2 separate regions of the Mus musculus genome follow, and region 2 is linked to region 1. A link is a loop called in an ENCODE intact Hi-C map of the cell type or tissue named here. Cell type or tissue: heart. All regions are shown on one strand. Each heading gives the region's core, and the rest is flanking DNA. Links, peaks and the distances in the headings are about the cores only.

Region 1 (2,914 bases), core at 415-2,914:
TAAATATGGGAGAGCCTGTGGGTCCCTGACTGCCTGCCCCCTGCTGCTGTCCCCACTGCTGCTGGTCCCAGCCACTGCTGTTTCCTGCTGCTGCATTTGCTGGGTTGCTGGGTTGCTGGTTGGAGATATTCTGACAACGAAGATTAGACTTGCCCCAGGAAACTCAATGCCCCTAGTCAGCAGGAAGCAGTCTGGAGGTCTATGCCCCCTTCCCCCTCTAACCTTCTTTCTCCCCTACCCAGTGTTGGGGGGCAGGGTTGAAAGGGTGGTAGATATAAGAGCCCAATAATGTAGCCCCAAAAGAATGTCTAGAGAATACTCTTCAGCCTTGGGAAGAAATCCTGCAGCATGAGACGCCATGGATGTCCCTTGAGGTCAGTGACAGAGGTGAAACAAGCTCAGACACTGAAAGACAAATACTATATGATGTGCCTAAAATGGTCAAATTCACTGCAAAATAGGACCATGTAATTTGTTGCCAGAGATGAGGGGCACATGAAGTGTTGGCTTTGCAATGGGGAACCACTTGCTGTTACACGTATGTAAGCCCCGAGCACCTGCTGCCAGTGTAGTTAAGACTGTGTGCTTGAAAGCTCAAGAAGATGGCTCTTGTGCTGGGGAAATGTAGCTGTCTATGGAAAAGGTTGTAGCTGTTGCTTTTGCTGCTGCAATAAAACACCGTAGTCCTACGTAATTTAGGGGAGAAGAGGGTGGCTATGGTTCTAGAGGGAGTATCTGTAATGGCAGGGAAGGCGAGTCAGCAGGGGGCCAGCGCAGGAAACTGAGTGGTCACATCTTTAACCACATGCTGAGAGAACGACCCGGAAGTGGGCCAAGAACTGAAAGCCCACCCCCAGACACATACTTCCTCCAACATGGTTTCAAGTCCTAAAGGTTCCAGACCTCCCCACACAGTCCCACCAACTGGGGACCAAGTGTACCAACACCTGAGTCTATGGGGACATCCTCAGTCAAACCACCCCAGCAGGCAATTGTGAGGTGTGCAAGACTGTGTAAGATACACCCAGCCTTAGCTCTCCCTAAACAAGGAGCATAGAGGTTCAAGAGTAGAGTAATTCAAGAAAGTGGACCAATTCACAGCCGCACACAGTCAGGGAGGTAAGCTAGTCCCAGGCCTTACTTAACTAGATGCCACAGAGCAGTTTTGCTATGAGATCTTTCCCTTATCATCTCTGGGTAGTTGCCAAGTCCCAAGACGAGATATAACCATGACAAAGTCCTTAGGAGAAGTAGAGACCATCTTTGGTAGGAAAACACCTTCACAGCAGCTATCAAAGTCCCTCCAATGCCTCGCTGGCTGGAGAGAAGCCCTGTTCTTTCCTAAACCCGCTATGCCTCTCCTACCTTTGTTCAGACTCAGTAACACTGTGTTGAGGGCAAATATGGGAATCTCAACTAAGGCAGGGTCTGGGCAACAGGGAGGAGGCCAGGGCTGTTAGGAACCCAACAGACAGGTCTGTGTTTATTTGGCACTGCTTGATTTGAGACACAAAGTGCTTCTCGACACTGAGGCTATGCATAGGGTACATGGCGTGAAAAATGAGCACACATCCACAGTGAGAAGACAATATTGTCACAGCCAAGCTCAGCCTTGTGCCTTGGGCTTTGAAGCAGAGTGGGCTGCTCCCATAACAATTCTGACACTTGAGTGTCAAGGCAACAAATGGGTACTCAGAACATGGGTAGAAGAAGAAAGAAGGCGGGAGAGCCATCTAAGCAGACAGGCACACCACTGGAGATATCATCTGAAACAGAAAGGCCAAGCCCATGACTAAGGTGACCCCTGCCAACCTCTCAAGCAAGCTCCCAACACTCCCCTTCCCATATCTAACAGGAAACACATGGGGGCACACACACACACACACACACACACACACACACACACAGTGGCCCAACCGCCGCTCTCCAGTTACAACTTCCAGGAAATTATTCCAGGAAGTGAAAGCATTTCCGGAAAGCAACACCTCAGGGAACAGAAGTGCTGCCCTGCACAGGAAGTTCTGTCAGGGAAGCAGTTCTCCAGAACAGATGACCCCAGCATCCCGAAGGAAGCTAGCTGCTAACTGTCTCGAACTCTGTGGCTGCTGCTCAGAAATAAAGGTCAAAAGAGTCACCTTACCTAATTGTGAACTGCAGAATCCAAATTAGAAGACTTTAAATTTGGCTAAACTAACTGTTTGAAAGGAAGATGTCTGAGCAGTGCAATTGTTATCCCTGGGGCTTCCCTGAGGCCCCTGAGAGGGTCTGCCCACTGCTCAGAAGGGTCAGTCAGAAGGGAGTCATGCCACAGGAAGTGACCCAGTGAGTTTCTTCTCACTGCTTAATGATGGGAAGGCTCCTGGAATCCAGGGCTTGCCCACACATCCATCAACTGCCTGACTTTAAGTAGCAAGTATGACAGTTCTTCAAATTTAGAATACAGGTGTAACTGCTGCTCTGTCTTGCTTTCATGAGAAGCAGAGGGCTTCAATCTGCCTAAAAGCCAGGCGCCACTGCCTCAGCCTCAATTTACCCAGCTCAGCTCTAGTTGTTATATTCAAAACGGCACCTGTATCCGTCCCAGGATTCTTGCTACCCTGAGAGAATCCTCCAAAACATTCAACATAAGCCATCTCTCCTGGCCAGTGATATAATATAGATATGAAGTTGACATGAACCCTAGCCTTGATCCCCAAGATGTGGATAAAGCCTACTGAGGGCTCCTAGAAAGGAACGGGGTGAGAAACCTTTAATACCAGGACTTGGGAGGCAGAGGCAGGTAGATCTATGAATATGAGGCCACTCTGGTCTACCAAGTGTGTTCCAGGACAACCAGAGCTAAACAGAGAGAGCCTATATTGAAAGAAGGAGAACAAGAAAAAAAAAAAAAAAAACAAGCTCAGTCTCTGGGTCA
Region 2 (2,914 bases), core at 293-2,792, 130 kb after region 1:
TGCGCCATCCAGTGAACCAGTGTGGGGGTGGGTTGTTCAGAATAAAGTGTGCTGCTAGTTGAGCAATCAGTTAAAAATTAAATAGACAGTTAATTAAAGAAATCAGTAGTTAAAAAATCATTTCATCAATATTTCATTACAGAATAGATGCTATTTTCAATCATTTGAATGGTTTTTTTCTGAGTCACTGCCAGAGAATGGTAAATGCACTTCAGACCGCTCCGAGAACTAATCAGTTATCAATTCCTTCCAGCCTTACCCAAGGAGTATCAGAAGATAGGGAAGGCTCTGCAGAGCTTAGCGGCAGTGTTCAGCTCCAGCGGTTATCAAGGTACGGGGCAGTTGTTAATACTTTTCTTGTTAGTAACTGTACAGTGATTGTCCCCCTTGAATCACGTGAGCACGTGTGTGCGTTATGTGGTGCACATGTCAGGGTTAGAGGTATTTCCTCAACTTAGAATTATTTTTAATTTAAATTATTTTTTACAGTCCATATTCTATTCCCCCCAGACCCCAACCCTCCCTCCGATTGCTCCACATCTCACATCTTCTCTCCACCCCACCCCATCTCCACATGGATGCCCCTAACGCCCACCCCACCTGACCTCTAAACTCCCTGGGGCCTCCAGTCTCTTGAGGGTTAGGTGCATCATCTCTGAATGAACACACACCCGGCAGTCCTCTTCAGTTATGAGTTATAGGTTTAGTTCTATACCCCATTTTTTGATTGGGTTGTTTGGTTTTTTGGTCATTAACTTCTTGAGTTCTTTATGTATTTTGGATATTAGAATTTTATGTATAAAGCGCTGGTGGTCTTCTCTTGTGGCTCTCCATAAAGCATACAGTAGGTGCTGGTACACTGTCATAAAGCATACAATAGGTGCTGTGTCACCCTGCTGTGCCTTAGAGCATGTGGGTTTACTCTTCCTGAGCAGAGTGAGGCTCCGAGTGCCTGCTGAGGGCACCAAGAGCAGCCTGTACCATCTCTGCTGTCAGCCAATGAGCAGTTGATATTTATATTGCACAGGACACTGGCATTAAATGTACTCAGTATATTTTATGACTTATTAAGTTTATTAAAACTTGTTTTTAAAGAGCTTCTCAATTCCTCTGGTTGGCATCTGTTTTAAGACAGTGCTCAGTGGCTGTTCAGCTTGGTCTTCTAATTATTTAAATGAGCTTGGTTCCTAAGGCTGCCTTAATTCCACCAGATAAATCTCTGGCTGCATCCACAGCAGTATGGATAGTGACACTAGAACAGTGTAAGAATTGTTGGCATGACCCTGCCAAACCATGAAACATCCCATAGTCTTGGAGATCCTTGCATGGAAATGTCTTTAGTAAGACAGCCAGCCGTGAGAAGGCGTAAGGACGGCACCTACATGGAGGAACACAGTATGTGGCCTGGCACCCTTCACCAAAGTGAGCCAGGTGCCTCCCTCAGATATGCCCATTTGAGGAGTCTCCCCCTGGCCAAGGAAGAAAATTGGACCATTGGTGAAAACAGTAATTGCCACAAAATGAGGTCTAGCACACATATGCACACCAGAATTAATAAGATACTTGGAATGTAATCCCAGGGCCTTGGGGGAGCGTGGGCTCCATCTGCAGTTCTGAAACTGTAACGACAGGCACACGCATTGGCGCTGCTTTCCCTGTTCAGATGTCACTTGGTGGTGGCCAGGGGCTCCGCAAAGCAGGGGTTCCTGATGGAAGAGTTTTAAAGAAGAACAAAGAAGCGATGTCAGAGAAAGGTGCAGTTCTGTCAGAGACGATCGAGGCCGCTTCTGGAAGTGCAAAAACTAGACTCAGCTAGAAACTGACTATGGATCAGGTTAAGCCTCCAGGCCTGGTGGCCCGCGTGAGGGCATGGGAGGGACAGAGGGTGTCACCACAGACATTGAGTGTGTAGTGCATGACTCACACTCCTAACACCCCACAAAAAGACAGGGGTGACAAGAGCCCCAGGTTAAGGAACATGCCATCCTGTCTGTGTGTGCACTACCTTTGCACACTGGCTCTCACAGAGCCTGCCTGAGGTGCTGGAGGCCCACACGCTGCTCTGCTCCTCGTGAGAGCAGAGCCATGACCTTTTCCTAGGTGTGCCGCAGTGTCCTTGTTCTTTAAAGATTGCCTAGAACGTGATGTGTGTCCCAGGAAAAGAGAAACCGGGAGCACGGGGTCTAGATGGAAAAGCTGGTCACTGTCTGAGTTAGAGTTTCTATGGCTGTGATCAAACACTAACCAAAAGCCACTTGGAGCAAAGCATTTGTTTTAGCTTACAATTGAGGAAAGTCAGGGCAGGAACTGTTGCAGAGGCCATAGAGGAACTCTGTTTACTGGCCTGTGCCTCCTAGCTAGCTTAGCCCCCTTTTGTATAGCACTGAGGACCACCAGCCTAGGGGGTGGAGCCACCCACGGTGAGCTGGGCCCTCCTGCGGTGATCATTAGTAAGGAAAATGCACCCGAGGCCAGCCTAGTTTTTGATTTTCTCAGCCGAGGTGTCTTCTTCCAATGACTCTACAGCTTATGTCAAGCTGACATTAAAAGCACAGACACCATCTGCTGTCTGGAAACCAAAGAGTGGGGGATGGGAGTTCTCACCAACGTTGACAGTTTTTAAGTTTTCTACACTAAAACTATCAATAAAGTCTGTAACAAAAACCGTAAGTGTGGGGGAATATGTGTAACACAGTATAGTCTCTTCCAAGACTGCTGTCTGTTTCAGGAGAGACCGACCTTAACGATGCAATCACAGAAGCTGGGAAGACGTATGAGGAGATCGCCAGCCTTGTGGCAGAGCAGGTACTGCTGGGATCACACTCCCCAGCCCACATTGGTTGTTTAAACCCAAACAGCTGTCCCCTTTCTGTTTCTGTGGCTTTCTGTTCATTTTATTTAGTGATAATGTTTT

Evidence for each region. A loop is a pair of places that touch in the nucleus more often than their neighbours do. Peaks named below come from ENCODE experiments on the same cell type or tissue, not always from the same donor. Only the 100,000 strongest peaks of a DNase experiment are listed, where the experiment ranks them.
Region 2: it touches region 1 in a loop (7-fold over the local background); 7 of 42 quality-filtered maps call a loop at or near these places.

The regions. Positions count from the first base shown.
Region 1 is chr17:5,792,600-5,795,513 of GRCm38, forward strand. No RefSeq gene overlaps it. Among named protein-coding and RNA genes, the nearest start is that of 3300005D01Rik, 4.6 kb to the right of the region's middle. In heart, for the core only: no CTCF peak of the experiment used is centred there; a DNase peak (open chromatin) is centred at 1,962; H3K27ac peaks cover 705 bases.
Region 2 is chr17:5,921,877-5,924,790 of GRCm38, forward strand. Snx9 (sorting nexin 9) reads left to right here. Exons shown (of 18, transcript NM_025664.6): 13 at 254-331; 14 at 2,729-2,805. Among named protein-coding and RNA genes, the nearest start is that of Gm46599, 5.0 kb to the right of the region's middle. In heart, for the core only: a CTCF peak has its summit at 1,615; no DNase peak of the experiment used is centred there.